Regions from separate parts of the Homo sapiens genome. Here region 2 is linked to region 1. A link is a loop called in an ENCODE intact Hi-C map of the cell type or tissue named here. Cell type or tissue: PC-3. All regions are shown on one strand. Links, peaks and the distances in the headings refer to the core of each region. The heading gives the core; the rest is flanking DNA.

Evidence for each region. Peaks named below come from ENCODE experiments on the same cell type or tissue, not always from the same donor. Only the 100,000 strongest peaks of a DNase experiment are listed, where the experiment ranks them.
Region 2: it touches region 1 in a loop (8-fold over the local background); 1 of 110 quality-filtered maps calls a loop at or near these places.

Annotation. Positions count from the first base shown.
Region 1 is chr14:55,723,798-55,740,385 of GRCh38, forward strand. No RefSeq gene overlaps it. Among named protein-coding and RNA genes, the nearest start is that of LINC00520, 65 kb to the right of the region's middle. In PC-3, for the core only: CTCF peaks have their summits at 8,295 (motif pointing right) and 8,512; a DNase peak (open chromatin) is centred at 8,284.
Region 2 is chr14:55,882,211-55,898,798 of GRCh38, forward strand. No RefSeq gene overlaps it. Among named protein-coding and RNA genes, the nearest start is that of LINC00520, 94 kb to the left of the region's middle. In PC-3, for the core only: no CTCF peak of the experiment used is centred there; a DNase peak (open chromatin) is centred at 7,101; H3K27me3 peaks cover 1,339 bases.

The DNA of each region.
Region 1 (16,588 bases), core at 5,191-10,190:
TCACAGTTGTTTCATTTAAAACTCACCATCATTTGAAGTATTATCATTCCCATTTACAGATGAGAAAAATAAAGCTCAGAAAACTTACCCAAGATCACTCAGTTGAAGTAGCAGAACTACGCTTCCAATCTAGGTCTAGTGTTAAAGCCCATGGCTCCCACCACTTCCTTCCATTCTGAGACCACATTTTACTCATCCCTGAGTATTCAATGTCTAGCATAGGGCCTGACTCCATAATACTTCTTACATTTGATTAAATATTTGCTAAAAAAAATTGAGGATGCTGAGTGAGATCCCCTTTGCTTTCTGTTCCTTAACACGTGTGTCAGTGCTCCCTTCCCCAAACAACCTAGATTTTCTTGAATGTTTAAGGTCTTTTTTTGTATGTATCTTACCCACCTGTATCAGTCAGCATAGCCTAAGTTACACTGCAGTGGCAAACAACTCTAAGCGTGTCAGTGAATTACTCCTTTGTTAATGTACCTCACGGACTGACTGCCAGTCTGCTCCATTGAGATGAATTATGTGCTCAGGGTTACCTGGTTTTCATTTTGGGACCCAGGCGGAAGAAGCAGCTCCTTCCTGAGACATGGTGGGTCTCACTGGAGAGAAGAGGGATGCAGGAATCATATAATGTCCCTGAAAACTTCTGCACAGAAGTAGCACATGTCACTTCCACTCACATTTCATTGGCCACAGTGAGTCTGATGGCAGACATGAACACTACGAAATGGAAAGAGCGTGATCTTCTTGTAGGAGGGGTGTCTGCAGACAGAGGCCAGTAAGAAGAAACTGGGAAGAAAGGCAGCAACTATTTTGAACAGTAATGCAATATACATCACCACATTACTGCAAAATAAATTATAAGCTGCTTAAAGTGACACTGTTTTCTGTATCCGTTTAGCTTTGTATCTCCAATGGAACTTTAACTTTTCCAATGCTAGTGCCTGCCTTCTTCTCTACATAGTAAACATTACCTTTGATGGGAGTCAGTCTTATTCAAAATCAGCAGTTCTCAAAATGTGTTGGGGGAACCCCAGTGTTTCTGAGACTTTCTCAGTATCTTTGTGAGGTCAAAACTATCTTAATAATAATTCTACAAAGACGTTATTTGCCTTTTTCACTTGCATCCTCCCATGAGTGGACAGAGGGGTTCTCCAGATGCTCTGTGACATGTGATATCAGAACAGGTTGAATATAGAAGCAGATATGAGAGTCTAGCTATCTTTAAAGAAGCCAGGCATGAAAGAGATGTGCAAAAATATAAAGCAAAGCCAATCTCTTACTAATGTTTTTGTTTTGGAAAATATAGTTGTATTTTGTGAAAATATTAACATGTAGTAGGTTAATTCTTTTAAGATTAACAAATTCATATTTAAAATTCTTTTCAGTTTTAATTTCTAATGGCAAAAATCAATACTTGTAATACATTTACACTAAAGCTCTTTCAGGTCCTTAATCATCTTTCAAGAGTATAAAGGGTTTCTGAGAACAAAATGTTTGAGAACTTCTGTCTTAACATGATTGTGGCAGGCCCTGCCTGTTTCAATGACAATGTTAGCTGGAAAGATCATTAAACACAGTTAAAGTTTCCTTAGCTATACTGAAGATAGCATTGAGCCCAGTGGGTTCTTATAAATACTGTTATTTTTCATAATCATCACCAGTGTTCCATATCTGGTACTTCCTAAAGGGGGAGAGATGATTAGTTTGTTAAAGAAGATTGGTTGCATGAATTATTTCCAGCCTTGCAGAAGTTCACAGCTTGATATTGCATCAGTAATGAATAAGAAAAATGGTGGTATATAACCCTGAAAAGAAAAATGCTGCTTTCTAATAAGAGGCACTAGTAATTGAACGTTGTCTTGGAGCTTTATGATCATGTCTCGCTAGCTTCAACACAGAAGAACTGAAAACAAGCCATGCTTTTACAGTGGTGAATAATAATAATGATGACTTTGTATGGAGCCTTGATTCAGGCACTGTGGCGTTTTTCACGTACAAATCAATTAAGTCTCCATTCACATTTGTGACCAAACTTCGCTAGTTTATTTATTTTTTGAAATCTACCTCCTGCTTTTGTCTTTGCACTGTGCCAGTACTCTCTTCCACAAACAAAAGGTGTCACCCGACAAAAGGGCTTGAATTTATGGGCAGGGTCCTTTTTTCTCTGTTGCGGAATTTTTATCAAATAACTTTGCATGGGATGCAGTGTGGAAAGGGAGTGAGTATGAACATTCTTCATTTCATGGTCATACTGATTGTAAGACTATGACAAGGCTGGACAGAGGGTAGGGGTCTGGAGGAAGCCCTGGTCATTTAAGAGTTTAGTTGGCATTGTGCTGGTTCCACAGAGGGATCTATCAGAGAAATCACTGGTGCTGGCAGAGAGCTTAGTAGCTGCTAAAAACTGTATTTATTCTTTTGTCTAATTGCATTAACCACCAGAATATTGCTGGACGAAAGTAGAGATGGTGGACAACTTTCCTTCTTGATTTTAACAGGATTATTTCCATGGTAATTCACCATATAAATGTTAAGCTAGCTCTTTTAAGACCTATATTTTTATCTATTTATTCTCCCTTCTTTAAATATATTTATTATGTTATAGATGTCACTACATATTCCTGTATCCATATCATCTTACCTCATTAAGGGTTTTTCTGGGGAATGAGTATTAAATTTTATTAAATTCTGTTTTAGGCATGTATTTATATGGCCACATGAGTTTTCTCCTTTAACCTATCAGTGTGGATGCTCTCATGAATAGATTTCTTAATATTAAATTACTTTTGTATTTTTGGAATAAAACTTGCCTAACCTATTACCCTTTTTTTATTATTATACTTTAAGTTCTAGGGTACATGTGCACAATGTGCAGGTTTGTTACATATGTATACATGTGCCATGTTGGTTTGCTGCATCCATTAACTCATCATTTACATTAGGTATTTCTCCTAATGCTATCCCTCCCCCAGCCCCCGACCCTACAACAGGCGCGGTGTGTGATGTTCCCTGCCCTGTGTCCAAGTGTTTTCATTGTTCAGTTTCCACCTATGAGTGAGAACATGCGGTGTTTGGTTTTCTGTTCTTGTGATAGTTTGCTTAGAATGATGGTTTCCAGCTTCATCCATGTCTCTGCAAAGGACATGAACTCATCCCTTTTTATGGCTGCATAGTATTCCATGGTGTATATGTGCCACATTTTCTTAATCCAGTCTATCATTGGTGGACATTTGGGTTGGTTCCAAGTCTTTGCTATTGTGAATAGTGCTGCAATAAACATACGTGTCCATGTGTCTTTATAGTAGCATGATTTATAATCCTTTGGGTATATACCCAGTAATGGGATCACTGGGTCAAATGGTATTTCTAGTTCTAGATCCTTGAGGAATCGCCACAGTGTCTTCCACAATGGTGGAACTAATTGACACTCCCACCAACAGTGTAAAAGTGTTCCTATTTCTCCACATCCTCTCCAGCACCTGTTGTTTCCTGACTTTTTAATGATCGCCATTCTAACTGGTGTGAGATGGTATCTCATTGTGGTTTTGATTTGCATTTCTCTGATGGCCAGTGATGATGAGCATTTTTTCATGTGTCTGTTGGCTGCATAAATGTCTTTTTTTGAGAAGTGTCTGTTCATATCCTTTGCCCACTTTTTGATGGGGTTTTTTTTTTCTTGTAAATTTGTTTAAGTTCATTGTAGATTCTGGATATTAGCCCTTCATCAGATGGGTAGATTGCAAAAAATTTTCTCCCATTCTGTAGGTTTCCTGTTCACTCTGATGGTAGTTTCTTTTGCTGTGCAGAAGCTCTTTAGTTTAATTAGATCCCATTTGTCTATTTTGGCTTTTGTTGCCATTGCTTTTGGTGTTTTAGTCATGAAGTCCTTGCCCATGCCTATGGCCTGAATGGTATTGGTTTTCTTCTAGGGTTTTTATGGTTTTAGGTCTAACATTTGTCTTTAATCCATCTTGAATTAATTTTTGTATAAGGTGTAAGGAAAGGATCCAGTTTCAGCTTTCTACTTATGGCTAGCCAGTTTTCCCAGCACCATTTATTAAATAGGGAATCCTTTCCACATTTCTTGTCAGGTTTGTCAAAGATCAGATGGTTGTAGATGTGTGGTGTTATTTCTGAGGCCTCTGTTCTGTTCCATTGGTCTATATCTCTGTTTTGGTACCAGTATCATTCTGTTTTGGTTACTGTAGCCTTGTAGTATAGTTTGAAGTCAGGTAGCGTGATGCCTCCAGCTTTGTTCTTTTGGCTTAGGATTGTCTTGGCAATATGGGCTCTTTTTTGGTTCCATATGAACTTTAAACATATTACCCTTTTAATATATTGCTGGATTCTCTTTGTTAAGGTTTTGCTGGGTTTTAAGTCATTGGTATTTAGGTTTTCTGAAAAGAACTGGAAAGCTTTATTTCTTTCTCTATGCTCTGAAACAGGTAGCATTGGAATGATCAGTTCCTTGAAAATTTAGAAGGATTCATCCATGGATCCACTTATGTTAGGTGTTTTTTTTTTTTTTTTTTGCAGGGGCAACTATTTGCAACTTATACAATTGCTATCAAAGTTATCGATCATTCTTTTCCTATATTACTTCTTTGAATTTTGATAAATATTTCCCTAGAAAATTTTTATCTAGGCTTTCAAATTTATTAACATAGAGCTCTACACCATATTCTTTTATTATGGTTTTATACAACTTTATTTTTAATGTCTGCATAATATTCCATAGGTGGATATGCCATAATTCATAAATGTAAAAACAGTTTTACATTTTACTAGTAATTTTAAGTAGTGGTTGGCTGGTAAATGAAGGCAGTTTTTCCTTCTTGAGTTCTACTGGCAACCCTGCCCTGTGTGATCTTGTTGAGAGGAGGATAACAAAAGGATATGGCCTTTGGGTTCAAATCTTGGCTCTGCCACTTGGTACCTTGGGGGAAATAAATTAATCTCTCTATACTTTAGTTTTCTCTTCTGGAGAAAGGATAATGATAGTAATTTCTGTCTCAGCAAGGGTTTAGTACAAGAAACTAAAACTCTTCTAGGTGTTTTAGCAGAAAGGGATTTAATACAAGGAACTATATACTTACACAGTTGCTGAAAGGGCTGGAGGAGCAGTGATTCCCTATCACAGAACTGACGTACTAGGGGAGCTGTACCTCTGAAGCCAGCACGATGGGAACTGGTGAGTTTAAAAACACAGCTGAAATGTTGTATTGCTACTGGTTCTGCTTTAAATGCCCAGGAAGCTGGAGAAGGACTGCAGTCCTGCTGCAGAAAAGGATCACATCTCCACACCCTTGCTTGCCAGAATGAAATTTCTAAAAGGGGCAAGAAGTGGCCTCTGCCTCATTTTCACCTTCCCAAACTCATGCAAATACTTATAACTTATGAAACCTAATCTATATGCAAAGCCTGAGCTCCAAAGGAATTTGGGAAATAGTTTTCAGCTTTCTAGTATGGAGGATGATCAAGCCAATCCACAATATCTGCTATAATGCCTTCCATGAGATTGTTGTGAAGATGAAATAAAATAATTCATGTGAGTACCTGGTAAAGAGTGATGCAGTAAATGCTATTTATTGTCGTTTATAGAGAGCAAGGCATGTGCCAGGGACTGAGCTTATTTACTAGGGATGGAAAAATTAATAATGTTTCTTTGCTGTCCTCAAAATATTTCCAGTATAAAGAGGGTAGGAATTAAATAATTATATTACAACCAAAAAAAGTGCTATGGGAAGGCAGGGGACAGGGTAACTTGGTTGGCAGTGTGTGTTAATTCGCTTACTTATTCATGAGAAAGCATATTTGCTGGCATAACTCACTGTACTGACCAGGCCTATTGCTTGGTGCTGGGATGTAGAACTGAACCAGACAAATGTCTCTGCCTTGTGATGCCCTATGTGTTCTCAGTGGGGAGTGATGACTGGGGGGAAGTCAGAAGGAAAGGCTTCACAGAGGAGGAAACATATGGGCTGGCTCTTTAAGGATGAAGAACATTTTAGGCAGAGAAGGGAAAGAAGGCAAGTACAGACTTACAAAGAATTTTAGTTCTTGGCTTAGGGCAGCATTTCCCAAAGTGTGTTCCATAGAACACTAGTCCCCAGAGTGGCTCCTCGAAGGGATGGTTCTGCAGTAAGTCACCATCTAGGGGTCATGATGATGATTAGCTCATTAAAATGTTGACAAGACTTACAGTAAAATGCTATTAACTTTTTAACTCAATGTTTATTATATTTTTTGTCACAAAAACCTTCTTTGATGGAATATCTATTAGTATAGAATACACTCTGCAAAACATAAACCCAAGGTGATCAACCGCTTCATTCTACAGCTGGCAAAATGGGGCACAGGCAGGCTAAGGGTCACACCATTGGATTATAAGCTGAAAGAAGTCAGGGACCATGTTTCTCTCCAGCAACTTTTTTTTTTTTATTATTAAGGAATTAACCTAGTACATGGCACTAGACTGTTAGGGATGAAGAATTGATGAATTAATGAAAAACTAATCTAGAAGAGAACTCAGATATCTCAACTTTCGGGCCTATGTTTTTATTAATATATACCTTTCAGCCAATGGGAAGACATTCTCCCCACAAGGGTTATGTACAGCCTTTTCCCTTTGAGGTAGTGTTGCCTGATAAAATTTAGGGTGCACGCAATATTTGGACATATTTATACCCCAAAATTATTCATTATCTATCTGCTGTTCAAATTTAACTGGCATTCCATATTTTTATTTGCAACATTTGGCAACCCTACTCTTGGGGAAACAGTATGGAAATCTTTCTACCTGCTAATGTTACTTGTTAATCACCTTAAAAAGCCATTTATAAACAGACTTGTATTTTGCTTTCCAGTATATCACAGGGTCAATCCTTTTAAGTGGGTCTAAGAAGATAAACTGATTATGTTCACCTTAGTTTCTTTCAAGTTCCTGCTGAGAGAAAAAGCTTTTGTGTAAACAGGGAAGTGACAAAGCATTTGTTTCATCAGCCTGCACCCTAGCACATGTGAGAGGGTGCCAGTAAATTCTTCCAGCCTGGGCAGCCCTTTATAATCCACAGGAGAAGCACAGACTGAGATAGTAAGAGATATGTGAAGGAACAGGGAAGACAATTTCCTAAGTAATGAGGCTGTTTAGACCTTGCAGAGGAAGGACACTGCTATTATACACCCTAAGCCAGGTCTGTGTTTCCAAAAGGTGATACTCTTAGCCACAATTTTTTGAGTTTGGACCAGATGATTCCTTCATTTTGTGCAGTGCAGACCTGGATATAGATAATAAATTGTAATGCCCTTAAAAGCTTTCTTGTTCCCCATCCATCTTTGTCCTGCCTCACAAAGATGTACTGAGACCTCTCACAAACCATCCATTGTGACTTTGCCAGGGGATCCTGATCTTAAGACAATTAAACAATTAAAAAAGATCAGTTAAAAAAAAATCCTTCTTCTCTGCTCCTTATGCTGTTGGCTGCTTAAGCTGTTTGCTTTCATCCTCAGCTCTTGTGTGAATTATACATGTTTTTGTAAACTCAAACTTAAAACCCAGTATGTCTTTAGATAGCTTTTTGCACTGCACCCTTTAATGTGGGTTATTTTTCACATGCACTGGGGTGATTTTGCTTGTGCATAGAAGGGCGGTGGCTTGCTTCAAGTATCGGTTAATTGCACTTACATTCATTGGTTTGTTCCTGTTACAAACAGAAAAGAAAAAAGAAAAAAAACAAAACCCAACCAAACCAACCAAAGAAACACAAAACATTATGTACCAGGAACTGTGTGTAAGGCCCAGGTGAAACAGAGATACATAAAGCACAGTCCTTAAGGAATGGAAACGTTAAACAAATACTTACAATTCAATGTGATAAGTCAGTAGAGGTGACATTAGTACAGAGGTGCTGCACAGAGGGGCAGAAGGAATAACTCCACCTGTGGGAGACGGAGGGGGAATAAAGAGCTGCACAGGGATTTATGAGCTGAATCCTGAGGCATAAATAGGCATTTTCTCACTGCACAGATTGCAGATGGGAACTCATGCAAAGGCAAGGAAATATGAAGCTGTGTAATTTGTGTTCAGTGAGAGACTTCCACAGGTTAAAGATGGCCCACTGGGACCCAGAAAGAAAACAGCATAACTCCTTTTCTGTATTTATTTTTATGTAAAAAATCTTTACTAATATTTAGTATATGATTTACAGTTGGGCATATGTAATTTATCAGTTAAGTATAGCTGTGTGGTGAGTTGCATGCTCAAAAATGCTTTACCAAAAGGGGGCGCCCATGATCAAACTAATTTGGCTACTACTGCTGGAGTGGCAGAATTGGGGGTCCAATTCAGGCCGGCAACAGTGCCAAAGGAGTCCAGATAATTATGTTTCTTGTAGTCCAGGGTATCTCAAAGTATGGTCCACATATATGTACCTACAATGCTTGCTAAAGAAAAGTGAATTCCCAGGCCTATCCCACATCAATAAAATCAGTATTTCTCAGGAAGAGGGTCTGGGAATTTGTGTGTTTGACAAATTCACCAGGTGATGCTTATGGTCTTAGTCTGCTCAGGCTGCCATAACAAAGTACCACAGACTGGGTGGCATAAACAACAGACATCTATTTTTTCAGTTCTGGAAGCTGAAAGTCCAAGATCAAGGTTCCTGCAAGGCTCAGTTCCTGGTGGGGGCTCTCCTCTGGCTGGCAGATGGCCACCTTCTCGCTGTGTCCTCATATATTGGGGAGAGAAGCTCTACCCAGACTGGAGTTCAGTGGTGCAATCTCAGCTCACTGCAACCTCTGCTTCCCAGGTTCAGGCGATTCTCATGCCTCAGCCTCTGGAGTAGTTGGGATTACAGGCACATGCCACCACGCTTGGCTAATTTTTGTATTTTTTGTGGAGACAGAGTTTCACCATGTTGGCCAGGCTGGTTTCAAACTCCTGACCTCAAGTGATCTGCCTTCCTTGACCTCCCAAAGAGTTGGGATTATAGACCTGAGCCACGGCTCCTGGCCTCTTCCTCTTCTTATAAGGACACAAGTTCTATTGGATCAGGGCCCCACCCTTATGATTCATTTAACTTTAATCCCCTCCTTAAAGGCCTTATCTCCGAAACAATCACATGGGGGAATTTAGAGCATCAATATGTGAATTTGAGGGGGGCAGGGCAGGACACAATTCAGTCCATAGCACTTATGTTCACTGAAGTTTGAGGACCACTGCTCTAGTCTAACCAACAAAGAAACAGTAAAACCCGTGATAGCTTCTGATGGTAAGCTCCTTTGTTTCTGAGTCTGCACCGAGAGGATGAGCTAGAGAAACATGGGATTTCCAGCTCCCTGCCTTGCCTTTCAGACCAGCATTGTCCACTAGAAACATAATGGTAGCCACAAATGTGAGCCACATGTGTAATTTAAAGTTTTCTATCAGCCACAATGGAAAAATGTTTAATGAGACTGTGACATCAGTAAGAAACAGGTGAAATTACTTTTTAATAAGTAGTTAATCTATTATATCCAAAATATTATCATTTCAACATAAAATCAACATAAAAGATTATGAGTAAGATATTTTACATTTTTTGTATGAAATCTTTGAAATTCTGTGTCATATTTTATACTTCTATTTTAGCACAGCTTAATGTAAACTAGCGAGATCTCAAACACTTAGTGGCCACATGTGGCTACTGGCTACTGTGTTGGACAGGCAGTGCTAGACTATCCCAAGCTAGACTATTCTGCTTTGAAGAAGCAAAACAGACCAGGTGTGTTGTGTAACATGCTGTATAAGTACCGTTGTTTCTAAGAAAGGCTTTATGATTATGATTAGTCCTGAAACGTTTTTGTTAACATGACTCTCCTCTAACCAGAAGTTTAAGATGTCAAGTTTAAGCAGAGAACAGAAGCTGACGGCTCATCCTAGCAGCTGAAGAAATTGTCACCGTTCAATGTTCTCTTTACCATTTACATAAGAAATCACAAGCTGCCAGCCAGGGCTGGCTGATGCCTGAGCCATGCTGACTTGATGATGGTTTTCCCTTAAATTAAAACTGAGCTGCATTTGATTTATCACCCAGAGCTGTCACTTCTCACCTCCAGTGAACCTTTCCTAAAACCACAATAAATGTCACTTCAAAGGTTCAGAACTGGATTTCAATGGTGAAGAGCATATTCATCCTAAAACAGGCTCCTTGAAACAAAACAGGGTTTGCCATCAGTGTTGGGAATGGGGAGAGGATATGGAGACACTCCCCTGAATTTTGTATAATGAAGAAAGCATTTGGCTGATCATGAACTTTACCCATATCCACAAGATCAAGTTTGGGATCCCCAGGGGCAAAGGGTGTGTTATTGGTGCTGAGCTCCGTCTTGGGAGCCACTAGAGCCCAAGAGCTTCTAGTTACTTTTGAGACAAGAAATTCTTGTTTAGTTGGAGGAACTTGGGGGCATTTGGTTAGAGAAGAGAAAGTTTGGTGAAGAGGGCATGACACATCACCCTCATGTATTTGAGAGCTTCTTGGAAGAAGAATTAGACCCATTCTACATAGTCAACAGGGCAGAATTAGAACATATCTTTAGTTCAAGATAAATAAGACATTTTTAATGAGATTGTGACATCAGTAATAAGACACAGACATCAGATTGTGCTTCCGTATGGAAATATTTGTTGAGTACCTACTTTGGGTCAAGCACTGTTATTTATATTATTTTAATGAAATTTCATAACATTTCTGTAAGGTAGGCATTATTAGCTCTTTTTCATAGATGATGAAATTGAGGCTCAAGGATGTTAAGCACCTCCCAGAATAGGTGCTTTGAGTTGGAGGGAGGTCTCCCAGTCACTGAGCCTGTTGAAGCAGAGGGTGCAACACCATCTGTATGAGCTGGGAGGTGTCAGCCATCTTGATAAGCTAATAACTGCTACTCTTTACTTGTGCTTGTTTTGTGATAAAAGATATTACAAATTTTGATTTATGTATTAAAGTGACATGGCCAAAGAGATATTACATAGACTAGTTTTCAAACTATTAAGAAGAGAAATTCTTTTTCCTTCCTGCAGATGGAAGCTTCAGCAGCAGGAGCCAGGCCCCACACTCTCCTGCTCCCAGTTGGTCTGTGGTGGGATATGGTGAGGCTCAGCTGTTTGCTGGTCACTTCCCCTGGTGACCAGTTAGTATCCCAGAGGAATCACAGATAATAGAGTGATGTGAAATGAACTTAAAAATAAATGTTTAAAACACTCAGAGGAATAAAGGGAAAATAGAATCCATACAGCAAAACAAGACCTTATAAAAAAGAACAGGCAGATTTGAACAAGAGATAGAAATTTAGAAAACAAAAAAAAGTAATTAAAATAAAAATCTGTCTTAACATGTTTATGCTGCTATTAATAAAATACCTGAGACTGAATTTACAAGGAACAGAAATTTATTTCTCACAATTCTGGAGGCTGGGAGTTCAAGATCAAGTTGTATAGCAAGGACCTGGTGTTTGTTTCCAAGATGGCTCCTTGTGGCTTCATCCTTGGAAGGGGAGAAACACTATGTTCTCGCATGGTGAAGGATGGAAGGGCAAGAAGGTGAACTGTCTTTGCAGCCTCTTTTGTAAGGCCATTAATCCATTCATGAGGCCAGAGCCCTCTTGACTTCATCGTTTCCCTAGAAGCCCCACCTTTTAATACCACCATGATAGGGATTAAATTTCCATATGAATTTTGAAGGGGACACACATTCAAACCATAGCAGTGGTCTAGACCAGGGATCAACAAACTCTAGCCTGTGGGCCAGCTGCCTGATTTTGTAAATAAAGTTTTATTAGACCACAGCCATGCCCATTCTTTAGCATATTGTCTTAGGCTGCTGTTGAACTACAAATAGCAGAGTTGAATAGTTGAATAGAGACGATGTGGCCACACACTCTAAAGTATTTACTACCGGGCCCTTTAAGAAAACATTTGACAAAGGTTGGTCTGGACTGAATGTGAGAGAGAATTAGTGATTTGGAAGGTAGAGATAAAGAAATCACCCAGGATACAGCACCAAAAGATAGACAAATGGAATATGGGATAGGAGGTTGAGACATGGAGCACAGAATAAGCACAACACATTCATGTCACCAGTATCTGAGTTCCTCCTTTTCTACCAGGGTGCACTTCTAGACCACACAGCTTAGCTGGTTGTGGTCAGGTGGACCTTGTGATTGAGTTCTGGCCAATGAGACATGAGCAGGAAGGAGGAGCAGCACTTTCCTCTTGCCTGGACAATCTCTCCTACAATCTCTCACATACTCTCTTCCTTCATGAGAAGATGGAAGTTCTTCTGGCTTCCTGAGTGACGAATTCTCCCTTTCCTCTGCTCAGCTGCCTCAGTTTGAATATGAATTAGAAAGAAACCACTGCTAAGCCACTGACATCTTAAGGTTGTTTCTTATGGCAGTTAGCCACTGATAGGGTTTGGCTGTGTTCTCACCTAAATCTCATCTTGAATTGTAGTTCCCATAATCCCCACATGCCATGGGTGGGGCCCAGTGGGAGGTAGTTTAATCATAGAGCGGTTACCCTCATGCTGTTCTTGTGATAGTGAGTAAGTTCTCACAAGATCTGATGGTTTTATAAGGGGCTACCCCCCTCACTTGGCTCTCATTCTTCTCTCTCCTGCTGCCATGTGAAGAAAGACATGTTTGCTTCCCCTTCTTCCATGATTGTAAGTTTTCTGAGGCCTCCCCAGCCATGCTGAACTGTGAGTCTATTAAACCTCTTTCCTTTATAAATTACCCAGTCTCAGGTATGTCTTATTAGCAGGTATGTCTTATTAGCAGACTAATACATACATTTTGATTTATGTATTAAAATGATGTGGCCAAAGAGATGTTACATAGACTGAGTAATAGTTTTCAAACTATTAAGAAGATAAATTCTTTTTCCTTCCCCCAGATGGAAGCTTCAGCAGCAGGAGTCAGGCCCCACACTCTCCTGCTCCTGGTTGTTCTGTGATGGGATATGATGAGCCACCCTGACTCGTATAGATTTAATAGAAGTTCCAGAAGGAAAGAATATCAACTAGTGCTTTTCAAATTTTAATGTGCATATGGTTCACCTAGGTGTCTCATTGAGTTCTTGATTCTGATTCCATAGGTCTTGAGAGGTGCCAGCTATTTTGCATTTCTAACAAGCTTCCAGGTGGTGAAGCCACACCTGGTCCATACATCACATTTTGAGTAGAAAGAGAGAATGAGGAAGAGGCAATATTCAAAGAGAGAATGGCAGAGAAGCTCCCAGAGTTCAATATGCCAGAGTTTACTCTTTGTCTGTTTTCTTCTGTGTTCTTATTTCCTAAGTAAGTAGACACTTAACTTCAAACAGATGACTATGTTTCAACAGACTGGGGGCTTTGGCTCAATTTCATGTCCCTGCAAGTCACTTTGGCCATCTCAGTCACTCAGTCACATTTATGCACACATGCACACACACAGAAGTGATTGTGGAAGCCCAATGCACAATGATTTTTTTTGGCGCGTTTCCATATTTTATGATCCTCTTTGCAAAGATGCCCGTTCAAGTGCAACACACCATTTCATCTCCATGCCTACTCCTTTGTGGTCACAGATCTAGTGATTCTGGACCTCACTGGACTCTGTGATCCCTGGACAAAAGAACACCTAGAAAGCTTGGGTGTGGGGCTGACCCTGAGGCTCTCAGCCTAGACCACATGGAGTTAGAATGGGATTGGAACTACCCCAGCTTGGTGGGAATCCCCTGGAACTGAGAAGGCGAAGAGCTGCCCCTGTCAGCAATGCTGTGCCCACCCAGGCTCTTCTCCAAAGGTGGTGTTCCTCTGCTCTAAGACCATGGTGACAGCAAACAGGGATAAGAAAGGTATCAGCACTAGGGCTGGAACCTATGGAGTCCTCAGCTTTCCCAAGCAGATTTTATGCCGGAGGAAGTCCAGTGTAAATGTCATTTGCTTTACATGCTGGATTGGAAAATAGACAACTTGTGTGTCTTATACAGTGGAACTTGAATTTCAGAGGTGAAAGAGATGCATAAAAAACCTTTACAAAGTTGTAAAAGGTTTTTATTTAAACCGGTACTTCCCATTCTCACAAATGACGAGTGTACTATGGCAGAGTCTAAATTTTCTTCTTTAGGTGAACCTAAAAATTTTTGCTAGCCTATATAATTTGTATGTCCACAATTATCTATCTATCTATCTATCTATCTATCTATCTATCTATCTATCTATCATCTATCTCTATCTATATTTTATTTTTTATAAATAGAGACAGGGTCTCACCATATTGGCCAGGCTGGTCTCAAACTCCTGGGCTCAAGTGATCAATTGCCTTTGCCTCCCAAAGGGCTGGGATTATAGGCATAAGCCACTGTACCTGACCCAATCTTTTTTGCTAAAATATATCTTGCAGTGCCCATGAAAGAATATGTTCAGAATTCATCTCTAAAATGGATACTGGTTTTACCTTCATCCTACCAACAGAATGTATTGTGACTAGAGCTACCTCCCATCTCTTGGGGCAGCAAGTGGGGCCTAATAGCTTTATAAGATATAAACATAATTAAACATTAATGGCTAATATTATTGAGTAGTTACTGTGTGGCAGGCATTGTTGTAAGGGCTTTATGGTTTTTTTTTTTTTCTTGAGATGGAGTCTCCTTTCACCCAGGCTGGAGTGCTGTGGCGCGATCTCGGCTCACTGCAAGCTCCGCCTCCCGGGTTCATGCCATTCTCCTGCCTCACCCTCCCGAGTAGCTGGGACTACAGGTGCCCGCTACCACCCCTGGCTAATTTTGTTTTTGTATTTTTAGTAGAGACAAGGTTTCACTGTGTTAGCCAGGATGGTCTCGATCTCCTGACCTTGTGATCCGCCCGCCTCGGCCTCCCAAAGTGTTGGGATTACAGGCGTGAGCCAGCGCCCCCAGCCTTTATGGGTCTTAACTCATTTTCTCCTAATACAGTCTCCCACAGTGTAGCTACAGTTATGACTCCCATTTTCTGGAAGAGGAACCTGAGGCACAGGGTGGTTAGGTAATTTTCCCAGGGCACAAGGAGTAAGTAGTAGAGTCAGGATTTGAACCAAGCAGTCTGACTCAATAGACCATAAGCATAATGGCTATACTGTGTGTTGGCATAGCAGAGCATAACTTTTCTCCTACCTTACCAGAAAATGAGCACACTGGAAGCCTCTGTTTAAGCCTGGACTTTGGCTGTCCAATGTGGTGGCCCCATGTGGCTACTGAGCACTTGAAATGTGCCTAGTACAAATTGAGATGTGTGGTAGGAGTAAAATACATACTGGATTTTGAAGACAGCATGAGAGAAAGAATGCAAAAGATCACTTTTATAATTATTTCATATTGATTAAGTGCTGAAATGATAATATTTTAGATATGTTGAGATGAATAAACTATATCCTTATAATTAATTTCACTCTTTTTACTTTTTAAAATGTAGCTTCTAAAAAATTAAAAATTCCATGTATGACTTGTCTTTGTGGTCAGCATTTCTATTTGAACAGCGCTGGCCTTGGCAGTTTGCTCATTCATTTGTTCACTCATTCATTCAGCATGTGTTGGCAACCAATAGGTGCCAAAAGAAGCTAGACTCTGAGGATACAGCAGTTAACAAGACCAATTTGATTCTTGTTGTCAAGTAGCTCAATATTCCAGAAGGGTGGGTGGGAAAAGGAGGTCTTAAAGACCCTAAGAAATAATTATGTAAGTAGTTAATTAACATCATTATTAAGTGTTCAAAGAGGGAAGGGGGTAGCTAGGAGAGATTGTACTAAGGGCATCTAACCCCTGGGGGCCATTCAGTAAATGTTATCCATTCAATAAATATTTGTTGAGGGAATAAATGAATCTGGGGGATTAGAGGAGCTTTCCTGAGGAAATAACTTTCAGATAGAATTCTGCAGAGATGGGAGAGAGTCAGGTGAAATATTGGCAGCTTCTCCTGTGATCGCAGGCCCTGCTGTGTGGGTGGCTTTGTCTACTCTCCCTTTATATCACAGATAGTTGTCTCTGGTTGGGTTTGGGTCTGCCCATTTTGATGCGGTGGGTAGAGGCATGGGGAGTTGTGTTCCTTGGTATGAAGAAGGGTGGTCTCAGCCACTGGGGGCATCCTAGGGAGATGGGCAGGAGGGAGGTCACCTTCCCTTCCCTCCTCCAGCATCGCGCAGTGCCCAGCCCCTGGGGCCTCCCACAAGGAGGCTGTGTATTGCCTCCTTTCCCTTTCCTCCTGCTCCTACTAGGTTTGCCTCTGCAGCATTTTCCTTTGTTGCACAATCCATTTGACAGGTTTTTATTTTGTTGTTGTTTCTGCCCAGTGTAAATGAGATCTCCAGTAGGGAGAATGACTTTTAAATCTTTTGTGACCCTGGAGTACAAAATGTTCCCAATTCCTTCCCCTGAGCAATTTTTATTTCTGTGGCAAGTCACAATAGAGTGCTTATTTTTGTCAATAACAATTGGGCAGCAGGAGAGGTGGGAGAGGCTGGCCCCATGAAGCTGGGTGGCTGGAGTTTGCTGCTGGTAATGGTAACTAGCCTGAAGTGGGAGGGAGCTGGGAGC
Region 2 (16,588 bases), core at 4,085-9,084, 160 kb after region 1:
GAAGGGGTCACGCTTCCACTACCTCCATGTCCCCTGCAGATTCTCTCCAACTTGGCATGCATGACAACTCTGTGATACAGCTCAGTGGCCTTGTAACTTTTTTTCTGTCTGTGTCCTCAAAACCTTCTAAAAAGCTACAATCTTCTTTAAAGATGCTTTTTATCTAAATTATACTAGATGCCTTTTATCTAAATTAAATAGTTGCAAAGGATGTAATTATTGGTATCTTGCAAATATTGATATTTTAGGGTACAACTCTTATATCACTCTTTTAAACTTATCCAATAGAATCTAAATACCATAGTGATTTAATACCCATGGTTCAAAAAACACATGAACAAGCTCTTTTTTATCAGTTGGAAGTTACATAATGTTTCTCTCTTTCCTTGAAATTGTATTTCCATTTCATTTCTGCAGAACTTTATCCTAACATGATATATTTTTATGCTTGAAAGTCTTTTATGAATTACCCTATCATTCTTCTCAAAAAAATTTGTATATAAGTTGAACATTTTCAATTGTTTTTTTTTGTCACCACAGCACTGTCTTAGAAAATTTATTATGGATTAAGTTCTAATTAAAATTATTTTTGATACATAGTTGATCAAAGTTATACATATATAGGTACACACACATACATACTATGCATTTTATGGTTAATTATTTAAGCATAGGTTTTGCACCCTGGGACAATGCTTCTTGGTGAAATTGGAGGTGAGTGCCTTTCTCTGTAGAGTCAGGGAAGGGCACTAGTGTAGGGGGAGATAGGAAAGGGTCACAGACACACACTGCAGGTGGAAGAGGACATTGATTTCCTTATAATGATCTGGACCCAGAGGTGCCTCGGTAAGCAGGAAGTTTCTGGAAGTCTGAAGACCACTCTGCCCCAACCCTGGCTCCCCAGGTATTCATAAGGGAGTGGCCACACTAGTTCCACCCTTTCCTTCTCTGGGACAATAAACCTCACGTAAATGCACAGGCTTAGACAACAGCAAGTAAATACAAATAAGGATCAGTGCTTTATAAACGTCAATATATTACCTGTACCACAGAGGTAAGGAAATTAGGATGTGGAGATGTTAAAAGAGCTTGTCTACATATTAAGCCAGTTGGTGGCAAAGCAGAGATTTGAAATCAGATTGGAATCCTTCCTCTCTACAGCACTGTGATTTCAAAGTGAGCCCATGGATAGCTGCATCAGCATCAAGTCTCTTTTCAAAATGATTTAAAATTCCTGGGCGCCACCTTTAAAATTCCACACGCCTCCAGTGTGTCTGCAGGTGGGGCCTGAACATTTATTTCTTTAAGAGCTCCCCTAAATGATTCTGAAGCTGGGCCAGGGTTGAGGCACGAGAGCCTACATTTGTTCACGAGCACAGAGGACACCCTGCTCCCAGATGCAGCATTCAAGACCCAGGTGGGAGGAACTTGGCAGGAGATAGAAGCTGGAGGTCTCCAGAGGGGCACCTTCTTGGTTTTTTTTTTTTTTTTTTTTTTTGAGATGGAGTCTCGCTCTTTCACCCAGGCTGGAGGGCAGTGAGGCAATCTCGATTCATTGCAATCTCTGCCTCCCGGGTTCAAGCGATTCTTGTGCCTCAGCCTCTTGAGTAGCTGGGATTACAGGTGCACACCACCAAGCCCAGTTAATTTTCTGTATTTTTAGTAGAGATGGGGTTTCGCCATGTTGGCCAGGCAGGTCTCGAACTCCTGACCTCATGCGATCTGCCTGCCTTGGCCTCCCAAAGTGCTGGGACTACAGGCGTGAGCTACCGTGTCTGGGCTGTTGGTTGGTTTTGTTGTGACCATTTAGATGGCCTTGCTTTGAAGCCCAGGCTCCAAGACCTGGGAATCTTAGGTGCCAGGGGTATCAGGAGGGAGGAGGAAGCACACCTTCCTCTGGCAGCTTCTGCTCAGGGCTGCTTTTAAGGCGCCTGTTGTGGATTCCGGTGCTTTGCTTCTGATCTCTGGTGAAGATCTCTATGCTCCTGGAAAATCAGCCTGGAGCAAACTCAGGGTCTTGGGATACTGGTTGCCATCTATCTCCAATATCGTGGGGAACAGCCCATCGTGAACTGATCTCTTTGATAAACTCAGCTCAAGGACATCCTTAGTGCTTTGTCGGCAAGGCAGCCCTTTCCCCTGGGCCCTCTCTGAGCCCCTTCCATGTTGGATTTCCTCCACAGCTGTTATGACTTTGACAGTCTTGGGACTAATTCCCTATCTTGCAAGGCAGCTAAAAGGGAGGGAACACTCATTGCAGTCTGACAATCTGAGCTTTCTTCTGGGGCAGAATGACCTTAAGGAAAGTCGGGTGTCATCAACAATCACCAAATCCCAAACCCAGCTCTCCGCCTATACTCCGCTTAGAGCTGGGCTTGGGAGAACCGGGTTAATGCACACCTCTTTCTAGCAAGGAAAGATGAAAACATTTTTCCTATGCAGGAGGGCCAGAGGGTGAGTATTACAGTGGAGGGAAAGATGGTAGATCTATTTATCACTGTGTTGTCACTTGAAGGGAAAACAAGCTTTAGTCCCACTTGCCATGGGGCCCAGGTGGATGCCAATTGAGTTACTAAATTTCTATCTGAAAAATGGTGTCCAATACTAGAGCCTTCAGGGGACATCCTTAATGGGAAGCATTGGCAGAGCAATAAATATCGGGCCGCAGTTCTTGCCTGGGCATGCTGACTCCAACGCTGATGCTGCACACTTGTTTACTCATCTTTTTCTGGAGACAGTCCCCAGACTCGGGAATCTGAGGGATTGTCCCAACAATACTTTAAGCCTTCCATTAGGCCTCTGTGCCAAGCACTAATGAGGCCCAAGTCCTGCAGCAAAACTCCAGCCCCTCCTTCCTCATCAACTCAGTTTTACTCTTTCTGCCAACTCTGGCAATTGACTCATGAGAAATCCTGTTAGAGGATTTTTTTTTTCCCTCTTTAAAACCCACTCACTCCACACCTCATAAAGGTTACAGAAAGGTGCAGTAATGGTCTGGCAGACATGTACCTAGTGAGATAAATTTTCCATTGTGAAAGCATCTACTCCTCAATTTGGTTCTGATGTAGAAGGCACAAAATCCCTTACCTCACTTCCTGAAAGTTGCCAAGATGTGACATAGAAAGCGTATGAGGACCCCAGGGGATTTGGTACTGGTATCTCATTAGAGGCACTGACATTTATGATATATCAAAATTTTAGTGGGAGGTTTAAGGAAGATTCAAGATTTGGACAGTTAATGCTATGATTTCCTTAAAAGCATGAGGCACTGAGTAGCAATGGATATTTTTGATCATCCAAAAAAAATCCCCTTCTCTATGGAAACTTAAAATCTTAAGAAATAGTTTAATTTCAGCTCTTCTGTCTACAGGCAAGAGAGTAACCTCTGGCCGCAGAGAATAATCCCTGTCACTAACATCACGGAGAATTAAAGACACAGCTACTAACACCTTCTACCTCTCCAGGAGAATGGCTTTACCAAAGTCTTCCCGAATGCCCAATCAAAAGAATTTTCCCAATTTCTTTGTACCATTAGGCAGTTCTACATTTATTCAATCATTCAATCATTCAACAAACTACTGCTGTGTTGAATGAACAAAACAGGCAGGTTCTCTGGATTACAGCTGAGCAAGGGGGAATTAAGGATGAGTGGGGAGGTGAAGATCACGTAGTCCAGGGGCTTGAACCAGGACCCAGATGCTGCCAGTAGTGTAAGGAGAGGCACACAGAGTTGTGATCTGTTTTGAAAATGTAATGATAGAACTCACTGAAGAATAGGATACGAAAGGATGGACAACTGGTTTCCAACAGAAACAACCTGGGGGATCCAGGTGCATAAGATGAAGAAGAGCAGAACAGGCATACTTTTTTTCCTCCTGCAGTTCTGACCATTCTTTCCCTTTTCTTTGTGAGTTTCTTTCACTTTGTAAGTCCTTTAAACGTCGATGTTTTCAGGCAATTTATCCTTAGCCTTCTTCTCTCCCATGTGAGTTATTTCTTCCACATCCGTGGCTTCACTTACAAAGCAGATGACTCTCAAAGCCATGCAGACAGCTCAGCTCAGGCCTGTCCACTGAGTTCCACATCCATGTTGCCCACCAAACACTGGGTCTTTTCATGGGGATGTTTCTTAGGCATTTGAATTTGAACGTGTTAAAAATGGAACTCCCCTTCTCCCCCAGCCATCTTCCACTACTCACTATCTGTCTCTGCTAACTTGTCCTGCTCCTATGTTTCCTGGCTTTGGTCATTGGACCACCAGCCTGCAGGTCACCCAAATCAGCATCCTGGAAGGCATTTGAGATCCTCCTTGCCCTCTCACAGCATTCCTCTTCTCACTCTATGTTATTGACTCTCTAGCTTGTATATTTCTTGGCTCTGCCTTCTGCTCTTCATCTCCCCCTCCAGCTTCACAATTTCTGTCCTTGTCATTTCTCATCTAGGGACCACAATGTCTTCCAACTGTTCCCTCTGTCTCAGTCTTGATTCCTTTCAATCCATCCTCCATGCTGCTCCCAGAATGATCTTATTCTCCCCTCCAAAGCTGGTAGGTGGCTCACCACCTCCTTAGGAATAAAGCCCTTTGCACATTAGTTTAAAACTTCCAAAGCCCAACTCCTGCTAACAACCACAGTGTCATCTCATTTCACGCTTGATAGAAGTCATCCTTGCACCTTCCTTAATACCTATCTCATGACCTTTCTTGTGCAATGTGCCCTGGGGTTGAAAGGCCTTCTCCTCCTCTCCCTTATTCACTTGATTTGTACCCACCTTCAAATTCATTGAAATCCTTCCTTCTCTTGGAAACCTTCCCTGAGTCCTCCGGCTGACGTGGGCACCCTCTCTCTGTGTGTTCTTACCCCTTCATTAGGCATTCTGTACCCCAGGCTGTCACTGTTAATTGACTCCAGTAGGTGGCAAGTTCTGGAGAACAGGGTTTCTTTCTTATGTTCGTCTGTATACTTAGCACCAAGCACTGGATACACTGGTAACCATCAATACATTTAGCTCAATGAGTGAACAAACTGGTTTTTATGCATTTTGCAGAGAAGCTCTATGAGAAATATAGATCCTGCCAGGCACGGTGGCTGACACCTGTAATCCCAGCACTTTGGGAGGCTGAGATGGGTGGATCACCTGAGGTTGGGAGTTCGAGACCAGCCTGACCAACATGGAGAAACCCCATCTCTACTAAAAATACAAAATTAGCCAGGCATGGTGGTGCATGCCTGTAATCCCAGCTATTCAGGAGGCTGAGGCAGGAAAATTGCTTGAACATGAGAGGTAGAGGTTGCGTTGAGCTGAGATTGTGCCATTGCACTCTAGCCTGGGCAACGAGAGCAAAACTCTGTCTCAAAAAAAAAAAAAAAAAAAAAAAAATATATATATATATATATATATATATAGAGAGAGAGAGAGAGAGAGAGAGAGAGAGAGAGAGAGGGAGAGAGAGATCCATATATACAAACTATGTTTTCATCTTTTTTGTCTTGAAAAATATTATTTATTAATATCCCTTAGGCTGATTACAATAAACATACAGAAAGCCTTGACTGAGTCTCAGCTATGAAGAATAAGACGATAAAATTCACACACACTCGTTAACTAGTATCCTCTCTTAATCTTGAAATTGCATCCTATTAGACAAATGATTTATGTTTACCGTAGGAGTGTAAACAGCTCTCTAATTCATGAATATTAAGCAGCATCTGTATGTCATTTAAATAAGGGAATTACTATCCTGGGAAAGTTAGAAATGGGAAAAGTAAAAACAAAAATGAAAACAAGAAAAAAATTTGGAAGAGCTCAAAAGGTTTGTCTTACCATTGGCATAAATTATAACTCTCATGGAGCAGGAACACTGTCTGGTTCACTTGGCATTCCCAATGCCAAATGCATTGCTTAGCCCAGAATATATGAAGAAGGAAGGAAAGAGAAAAAATAGGAATAAAAGATGATGAAGACTGGATGACATGGGAGCAACAATGGGCACGTTTTAAAAATACACGTGCAGTTTGTTCTTACATGAGACATGCACAGAATTTTCAATGGAAGAGTGGTCACTCAACTTCATACTTAGCCTTTTTTTACCCACCTTTCTACTTCTGGGACAGGAAAAGCCTGAAACTATGCCTCTCAGACTTCTTAGCCAGCTGGCTTACTAGATTCTGCCAATGGGAGGTAGTGATGGGAGACTATCAGCTCCAGGCAGCAGTAGCAGCAATGGAAGCAGCATCAGTGGGCAGCAAGCGCCTCTCCTGGGTTCCTCCTCAGCAGCCAGGTGATTCCTACTGTGGCAGCCAGGAGAGTGCAGTGGACATGAGCCAGGACATCATGTCCCCCTTGCTCTTCTAAGCCCTTTCCACAGTTACTTATCTTTGAGCAATTTTGCAGTTTGGATTTTTGTGCTCCCCAATCCCTCCAACACCCCATGAACCATTTACCTGTATGAAATGCCCTCTGAAATATCTGGAATATTTTCCATTTTCTTGATTAGACACTGGCTGCTCCACAGACATCAACCACCAGACATTGACAAATGCGTAAATTAACATATCCATGTTTGGTTAAAGGTATACAAAGCCTCTTTCAACGGTAAAATGCATTTGAAACCAAATAATACATGAAATAAAGAAGCCAGTTGCTAGCAATGGGTATATTAAGTGTAATCTCTCTTTAATAGTGGGAGATTATTTGATTTTAAATCAGAAAAGGTAAAGAGATGTTAGTAGCCTCAGAGGCCTCTAGACCAGGTCATCTATCAGCCAGTTGTCTGCCTTTGGCAACCACCTCAACTCTTTCTGCCTTAGTTTCACTCTCTGTAAAATGAAAAGGGCCCAATTACAGCTCTCAGTAAGATTCTAAGACTGAAGTGTTGGGGATTTATACCTTTGAATAAAGTCTTCCTTGGACAGCTGGGAGGAAAATCCCGCAGATATAAGGAGACTCTGGGCTTGGCTAGAGCTCCCAGGTAGCCTGAACCTGATATGCATGTCTGTGGGCATCCTGTTAGCACATCAGAACGCCATTCCTTGCCAGAGGTTTGTCTTTGCTGTGCGCCCAGGAATCATTTCAAAAGCTGTGGATGCCAAGTCATTGCCGTGGCAGTGACCTCTCATGACCTTTCCCATTATACTCACAAATGCAATAAAGCAAGTTCATGCAAGGTGCGTATGATGAAATTAATAGCCCTATAACAAATACGAGGATTGTGCCAGGAATCTGTCACATTATTAAATACAAAAGAACATTTGTAGACATTGCAAGCCTGCTTTCTGCTGGTAAGTTTGCTCTGCTATATTATCATTGATTTATGTCTCTTAATGTGTTCCCCAGTCACCATATATATTTTGTTAATATTAATGTATTTATGCATCTTGAAATTGCCTAATTAATCCCTTGCTTTCCCAATGAGTTATGTAAGTTGGTGGATTTATATGATAAATATTATAATGAAGAAAACATAACAATGGAGCATAAAATACTAACTTAATTTACCATACCCATGGCAAAGAAGTTTAGACTATGATCTCCCCTCTGAAATTAACTAATATTTCTTATTGCTTTTCCTAATTAAAACTTATCTCTTTCCTATATCCTAAGGGTACCATTTTTATTCCTGAAAATATGTAGGAGCTACTATGTATCAAGTCACTGTGTTGGGGGTTTTGGAGAATATTAAACTAAGCAATAAACACACTCCCCTCCCTAGGTACTTAATTTTATTTATTTTTTAAATCTAGGACAATGTCTCTCCATTCAGCAACTATTGACATTTGGCATTTGCAGCCAGATAATTTTTTCTTTTCTTTCTTTCTTTTTTTTTTTTTTTTTTGAGATGGGGTCTTGCTCTGTCACCCAGGCTGGAGTACAGTAGCACCATCATGACTCACTGAAGCCTCGACCTCCTGGGCTCAAGCAATCCCCTCACCTCAGCCTCCTGAGTAGCTGGGACTACAGGGGTGCACCACCATGTCTGGCTAATTAAAAAAATTTTAGTAGAGATGGGGTGTTACTATGTTGTCCAGGTTGGCCAGATAATTCTTTGTTATGGGTGCAGGTTCTATGAATTGAAGGATGCTTAGTAACACCCCTGGCCTCTACTCACTATATAGCAATGCACCCCTTTCCAGTTGTGACAACCAAAAATGTCTCCAGACATTGCCAGATGTCCCACAGGGGGACAAAACGGCCACCACCACCTGCCGTTAAGAACCACTGCCCTGGTAGGAGATTTAGGCCTCCATTCAGGCCTCTAGATGGTTAGAGCTCTGCGAGGAGCTCCAGACTGAGCTCCTCACTGCTTTGGTCACCTCTGTCTACTCAGCACTTAGCACAGTGCCCGGCACATCATGGAGCCTAAATAATACTTGTCGAATGTTAGATGAATAAATACACATATCACAATGCAGAATAGGCCAATAGCGAGGTATAAATAGAACACTAGAAGAGTCCAGAAAAGGAATACACTGATACTGGAGGGATAGGGGCCCAGGAAGAAGAATTCCTGGAGGAGAGATTGTGGAAAAATGAGGTTGAGGAAGGCATCTTAAGCAGAAATGCTCTGAGAGTGGATGAGGATGAGCTGGGAGATCAGTCGACCTGGAGTGTAGGGTGGGCAGAAGATCGGTTGAAGATAGGGCAAAAAGAACTTGAACTCAGTTCATGGAAGGTCTGGACATGCAAGTTAAAACCACAGTGAAACGTCACCTCACTCCAGTAAGAATAGCTATCATCAAAAAGACAAAAGATAACAAGCATTGTCAAGGATGTGGAGTAAAGGGTACCCTTACACACTGTTGGTAGGAATATAAATTAGGACAACCATTATGGAAAATAATATAGGGTTCCTCAAAAAGAAAAAAAATGGAACTACCATATCATCCAGCAGTACAACTACTGGGTGTATATTCAAAGGAAATGAAGCCAGTATGTCAAAGTGATATCTGCACCCCTGTATTTATTGCAGCACTATTCACAATAGCCAAGATACGGAATCAACCTAAATGTCTATGTGTGAACACACATGTGAGATGATTAATGGGTATATTATTAATTGTGCTATAGTTTATAAGAGAAGAAGGTTGGAACCAACATAAATGTCCACCCTACGGAATTGGTTAGATACACAACCATAGCAAAGAATAAAGCGGCTGTTCATGTAAATATGGAATGACCACCAAGAGCTATTGTTGAATGAAAGAAGCAAAGTGCCAAACAGTGGCAAAACATGTTACCATTTTCATATCATTATGATAAAAAAATGAAGGATGAAATTTCAGAAAGTGTATTTATAGATGCCTAAAATATTTCTGGAGTGTACACAACTTGATGAAATTGGTTGCTATTGGGAAAGGAATTCAGTTGCTGGAGGTCTGGGGCAAAAGGAGAATTCTTATTATGTATATGCTTTTGAATTCTTTGAATTTAGAACTTGAAAATGTACTACCTATGCAAAGAAATTAAATTTAAAATATTAAAAGTGATTGTCCACAAATGATTTCAGTTCAATTCCTGATATGTTTCTAGGTATAACAACAACAAGAACCAACAACCTCAAGCAAACGTGTTATTTATAACCCAAGCTGCCTTCTAAGGGAAGTCATTGCCCATGGAGAGTGAGTCTCCTTGTTCTGCTGAGCATAGCAATTGTTTCTACACGTGAATTTGGGGGTAGGTGCAGAATTTCTCTGCATAAGAAAGAGATTCTTCCCAGGAGGCGGCGGTTGCTGTAAGCTGAGATCCCGCCATTGCACTCCAGCCTGGGAGACAAGAGCAAAACTCCGTCTAAAAAAAAAAAAAAAGAGGTTCTTAGGTTAATTTAAGGGAGAATAAGTGAGGAGGAAATTTGGGATGGGAGAGAGTAGAAGGAGATGTGATGAGAGTGAAAGGCTGGGTTTGCTACATGGGACAGAGATAGACTATAAAAAACTGAAGACCAGAGCAACCAGAATGAACTAGACAGAATTGTATATTGTTTTTCTTGGGTGCATAATGCGATGTTGCTTCGCTGTGATCCTCAAATCTTAATTATGGTACATGCAACAGTTCTGAACATCTTTCAAAGGGTTGTTGGGCAGACCAAATGCATCATTATACATAGGTGCTTTGAATAGTGCTTGATATATAGTAAGTACTCAATGTCTTAGTTATTAATAATAATTATTACTATTTGAACTTGTTTTGAAGGTGAGGATTTAGGAGAGTGGATACTTAGTTTGGGTCAATTCCAGAGTAGAGATCAATGGACAAGATGCAGAGTGAAAAACAAAATTACAGCAGAAGCTGGGAATTGGAGGTCAAAGATGATATAAGCATAAATATTTGAGGATCTGAGGAATTTTGAGGAGGGAGCTTAGGGCTTTGGGCTTTGATAAGAGGGCATGAATTCATCTTACCTAGATCTTAAGTGTCTGTGAAATCCCAGCTAACATCTGAGTTACAGAGCTAACAAGCACCCCAAGTTCCTATGGCTCTGATTACAAACGGACAGCAAAAATGTTCCCATATGCCCTGACTGAAACTCAGCACCTGCGTGATCCCGAAGTGGACACTGAGGAGGCTGTCAGGGAAGAATCTGATATTGAAATGAAGGTCATTGCTGCCCATCTAACATTTTATAGCTAGTTTTGTAATATGGTCTATCATAATGAAAACCAATAGCACACTTACAGACTGTCATTATCCAAATTGTATAGAGATTGTTACTATGGTTTTGTAGGTTACAACAGTGAATGTAGCTCCTGGAGGAGCCCACCCAGACATATCCTGCACTTCTGGGTGTCTGTTGGATATAGAAAGTAGAGGTCCGATTAGCCTCAAGGTCATTGCTGAGACCAGAGTTTGCTGGGATTTGATGCGGTTATTTACAATGTTGTCTTCTAGGAGGTAGTGCCTTTAGGGAATTACGTAACACCACCAGCAGCTGTTGTGTAGATTTAAACTGAAATTGGGTTATAAGAAAATGGTTTTGGGAGTCAAAACACTTGGTGTTTCTTCCTGTCTCAATTATCTGATTGTTGTCATTAGAGCCCCCAAATTATTTAACTTAACTTTGTTCCTACAGCAGGTTTTGTGTCGTGGGAGGAATTTTTTAAAGCAAGAGTAACTGATTATTCATATTTATTTCCCTAGGATATAATGTTACGTATGAGGGCAGCCTGAAATGATGATTTGGAATCAGAAAGCCTATGTTTGAGGGCTGGCTGTACCACTTAGCTGGCAAATTTGGGCTGTCCCATGAATCCCCACACACAGGATTTTCCTTTTTAAAGGTTTGCATTCTCTTTGTAAATGCTCATACCTCTGGGAAAGTGCCGTGCCTGAACCCTCCCACCTTCTCTATCTATCCATCTATGTTTATGTATCTATGTATCTACCTACCTACCTACCTACCTACCTATCATCTATCTCTAGCTAAGCAATCTATCCTTTACTGTTCATTAAATTCTTTTGTAAAAGCAATATCTGAGTAAGGAGGGCAACCAGAAGTGGTTGAGGCTGAACAGAACATTTCAGAGTCTTTCTGCCCTTGCCCTGGCTGGTGCTGATCTCCTGGTTTTCATACACAGGCTCTGGCCCTCCTTTCTAAACAAGGCATATCCTGGCAGCGGGAGAGCGTGGTAAGGAGATCTCAGTGGCATTGGCTGCTTACTTTAGAACTGAGCCTGTGCATTACAGACTGGGCAAGCTCATCTTGGATGGATCCCTGATCCATCCTGGAACACATCCACTATGGCAACCTCATTCCATTTCACGTTCCAGGCATTTGTCAGAATGAACTCATAGGCTCCAAGATGGATCAGTGCCTCTGCTGGAGCCGCGAAATCTGACAGTTGGCAGCCTCCTTGCAAAGAGGGTCTCAGCAAGTCTGCTTAAACTGGGTGATTAAGCTCTCGGTTGTTCCCTGCTTTGGGCTAGTTCGTGTGCACTGGGTGGCCTGCCTAGCAGATTCATGCATTTGTTAATTCCACATGTATTAAGCACCCTCTGTGAGCTAGGTATTCTGAGCCACTGAATATAGAAAGGTGCCCAAGACCTCCTTGATCATCCTCATTCAGATGCAGTAGCTCTGCACTCATCTAGAGGTGGGTCTGAAACCTTCGTAACTTTTCAGGGCTACCCAGCTTAATACCAACATTAGTTAATTTAAAGTCCATGGAGAATTTCTTAAAATCCACTGTCTTTATATCATACTGTGTGTTAAATTTAGCTAAGGCTGACAAAGCAGCACCAGCCACGAAGTGAGGATGGGGCAGAGACAGTCATTGTGCACTGCCTTTTGCCGTGCGGGGGCCAAATCCTTTACATTGATTGTCTCACTGGAACCTTTATAGAACTCCACCAAGCAGACAAAGTAACCCCCATGTAGATGAGGACATTGAGTCTCAACAGTTATTTGCCTAAGCTCCTGTGGCTCTGTGTAGTGAGGATGAGGCTATGATGTGTGGAATCTGGGATGGTCTGATTTTCAAAGCCTAAATTTGCTCCTCAAGCTGCTTTCAAGAGCTGCTTGGAAGCAAACCTTTGTCCTCTGTGTGCCCCTGGCACTGGGCTTAATGAATGAATGAGTGAATGGTGAACCACTGATGGATGGGTTGCATCTTTGTTCACAATTTTTTTTTTTGAGACGGAGTCTCATTCTGTTGCCCAGGATGGAGTGCAGTGGCACAATCTCGGCTCACTGCAACCTCCACCTCCCAGGTTCAAGTGATTACTCCCACCTCAGCCTCCTGAGTAGCTGGGATTACAGGCATGCACAACCATGCCTGGCTAAGTTTTGTATTTTTAGTAGAGATGGGGTTTCACCATGTTGGCCAGGATGGTCTCGATCTCTTGATCTCAAGTGATCCTTCTGCCTCGGCCTACGAGAGTGCTGGGATTATAGGCGTGAGCCACTGTGCCTGGCCCACAAATGTGTGTTTGATGAGTTCTTGACGCTGGCATCTGCACAAACGGGATGGATGGAGACTCAGTTTTTGGGGTCATATCAATGAAAAGCAGGGATCACATTTTCTGTTTCTTTGATATTCTATATTCTGTTGATGCTATCTCAATACCTGTTAATACTCTTGCTGCCTGAACTCCTACCACTATTAGAAAGAGCTCAGGTCTCCGAAAGATCACACCACATCGGGTGAGACCCAGTGGAGGTTTTGAGCATTTGCTCAACTAGTGGAGGAATACTTCAGACTTTCTTCCTTTATCTGCGTCATCTTTACTGTCTGACAGAATTGAGAGATTACAAGGTCATTTCTAACTGTTTCTGGGACTTACTGCTGCTTCCTTCTCCACAGCAATTTAAAATCTGTCTATTCACACACACACACACACACACACACACACACCCCCACACCTTGTCTACAAACAAAAGTTTGTTTGCTCTATGTAGAAAAATGCCACCAGAGGGCTAATTTGGCAGCTTTGTTGATTACCCATTGTAATGAGCCTTATTACATAATTAAAAGAATTTTTTTCTTAAGTGCATTTCGCTACTAATTAACATTTTACACATTCTGCAGTGGACACTTTAAGTTGAATCAGAGACATAATTATGTCATTTCTATGCAAAGAGCAGCTTATGAATTTTTAATTAATATTAAATCTGTTGATTAAAGGCTAATTCATAAGTAAACATATTACAGCTCACCACGGATTGCTCTCTAGAAGCTTGCCTTTGTAATTTCTGTGGTCCCTTGTCCCTTGCTAAGTGTCGAGGACTAAAGAAAAGCTGCCCACACAGATTCCAGGAACAAAAGTAATCCATGTCGAACTCTGTCTGAATTTTTAACTACCAGTGAGCTTTCTGTGTTCCAGTTGCTTTTAAAGTTGGAAGCACTTGGAGGGAGGGTTCAAGTAGGCAATGGAAAGCAAGTTGGCCTCACTTGCGCTTTATTTTCTTAAGCACCAAACTGGAGAATTGTACCCTTATGATGCACAAGCAGCTTTGCTTCCTGTGGCCACATCAGCCTGGGTGCACTGAGGAATTGGAGGTTCGTATTGTGTCTGGGGCAGCCTCTCCTAGGAAAATCACTGGAACCTCAGCCAGCCCTCGGAGGGGGAGGAGTAAGCTCCTAGGTGCTCCTGAAGGAAAGCTGTCTTCTCAGCTACGGATATGGTTTGGCTCTGTGTCCTCACCTGAACCTCATCTTGAATTGTAGCTCCCATAATTCCCACGTGTTGTGGGAGGGACCCAGTGGGAGATAATTGAATCACGGGGCCAGTTTCCCCCATATTGTTCTCATGGTAGTGAATGAGTCTCACAAGATCTGCGTTTTCTGAGGGGTTTCCCCTTCCACTTGGCTCTCATTCTCTCTCCTGCCACCCTGTGAAGAGGTGGCTTCTGCCATGATTGTGAGGCCTCCCCACCTACGTGGAACTGTGAGTCCATTAAACCTCTTTTTCTTTATAACTTACCCAGTCTTGGGTGTGTGTTTATCAGCAGTGTGAAAACGGACTAATACAGCTACTTTGGGGAGCATTTCCACTGCCCCTTCCTTTTGGGTCCACCTCATGCCGGGGGTTCTGGCTGCCAATGCCCTGGCCCTGGTCCTGGCTGCACTCACACAGGCTATGAATGTTGCACGTCTTACACGCTAGATGGCACAGAAATGGCCATCCTTCTCCTCAACAGTCAGCTGGCAAAACTTTTGAGGCCCTCCTTCCTTAGTCGCACCTTATTTGAGGCCACAAAACTGTTTTGCTTCATAATCCTGGTTTCTATTACACTTCTACCAGGCTGTCTGCCTTGGAGTTGGCATCCTTGTTTTAAGGCACTTGCTATTACTTGTAGATTGCTTCTCATTTCTCCTTCCTAAAGTTTACTTTAAGTAGCAAGTTTTTATTAGTTATTTCTGTGGAAGGCATAACAAAATCTTCAATGTAAATTCTATAAATTTCTACCTGACCATTTTACTCATTTACCATGGATTAGCTTTGATCTGTGCCTTGGCCTGGCAGTTCTTTCTGTAACCTGAGCTCCCTGTCCTATATCCACAGACTCACAGACTGTGTAAGAGCGTGTGTATGTGTGTGTGTGTGTGTGTTTTGCTTTCCTTGGTGGTAGGAGTCACTTCTGCTACTAGGAGGGTCCATGCTGAGAATGATTGTGTGGGACTGTGTTGCTTTCTACATCTCTGTTTAACAAATCCACCCTCCTCACACAATCTCATTGTTGACAACATTAGCACACAATATTATGTCATGTATTTGTATGTATTTAGTAAAGTTGTCCACATCTATCACCTCATTTGATCCTCATAATTCCCATGTAAGGGTAGAAAGTATTGTTATTCTGATTTTATCCAAAGGTAACTATGTCACAGAAAGGATAGTTGACTTGCCCATTGTCCTACAGCCGCTTACTTGTGAAGGCAGGAACAGACTCTTGTCCTTAACTGTTACTTCATTGTTGCTCTCAATCATATTATCCCAGAAACCCCTACCCTCAACCCCTCCATACCCGTATTCCCATCTGGTGCGAAGGAAATATGGAAAAGCTTAACCATAAGTCTTATGCTCTTGATCTCCCAATACTTCTCCAACTTAGTTGATCAATTTTTGGGATAAAGGCTTCTTATGACTGAAGTGCAAACATATCAGAACTAATACTGTACCATACCATACCATACCATACCATACCATACCATACCATACCATACCATACCATACCATATTCATATCATCAAAGTCATTTACCCAGAGTGATTGAGTTTAGTGGTTTCTTTCCCAAAAGCATATTTTTCTAGATGTGAAAAAATCACATTGGCCTGAGTCCTACAGATTTGAGGATCCAAGATAGCTCTTCATGGTGGAGACAGCTTGTAACTGATCACTGGGGGCCATGAGGTTCTAGCCTGGCATAAGCTGGTTACGGAGCTGACGACTTGATCTTGAAGGGACGTTGCTGGCAACGAAGGCTCTGCTTGAGACCCAGTGACAGATGTGGGGGGCCAGACATTCTTTTATGCTGCCCTAGTCATGTACTATGATTCTTCTTCATTCCTTTCCTTAACTTTCAGACAAAATGTATCTCTAGATCCTGAGTCTAAGGGCCAAAGCTTTGTCATTAAAACTAGAATCCCAGCTTCGGCCTGAGGAAATCAGGCCACTCTGGCCTTATGTCTAGGAAATGATGCTGTCCCTCAGCCCTGTCTGGATTTTGTGATGCTGATCAAGTTACTGCAGTAAGAGGTCTCTTCATTCAAAAACAATTCTTAGCCCTCTGATCTGCTGTCCTGCCAGCTGCCACATTAGAGGCTCCTATGCTGATCCTCACACCTGGACTTCTTGGTTTGAGGATGTCACTTCCCCATAGATCATGACTATTTACCCGTGCTACTTCCTTCTCTCCCCTCATTTCCTTTCAAGCCATGGACTGCCCAAGATGAGGACCTCAGAGTGGCTCAATCCAAACATTTCTATAAAATTCTAACAATTTCAACAGGGAAAGACATTGTTGAAAGTTTTTTCTTTCAACATATACAGAGATCAGATGTGGCCATATACTGTGCTATTAGTTTCCATTTGACTTTACAAAAAAATCTGGGTACACTGCTTTTTTAGACTCTTTCATAGCATCAAAGTTCTA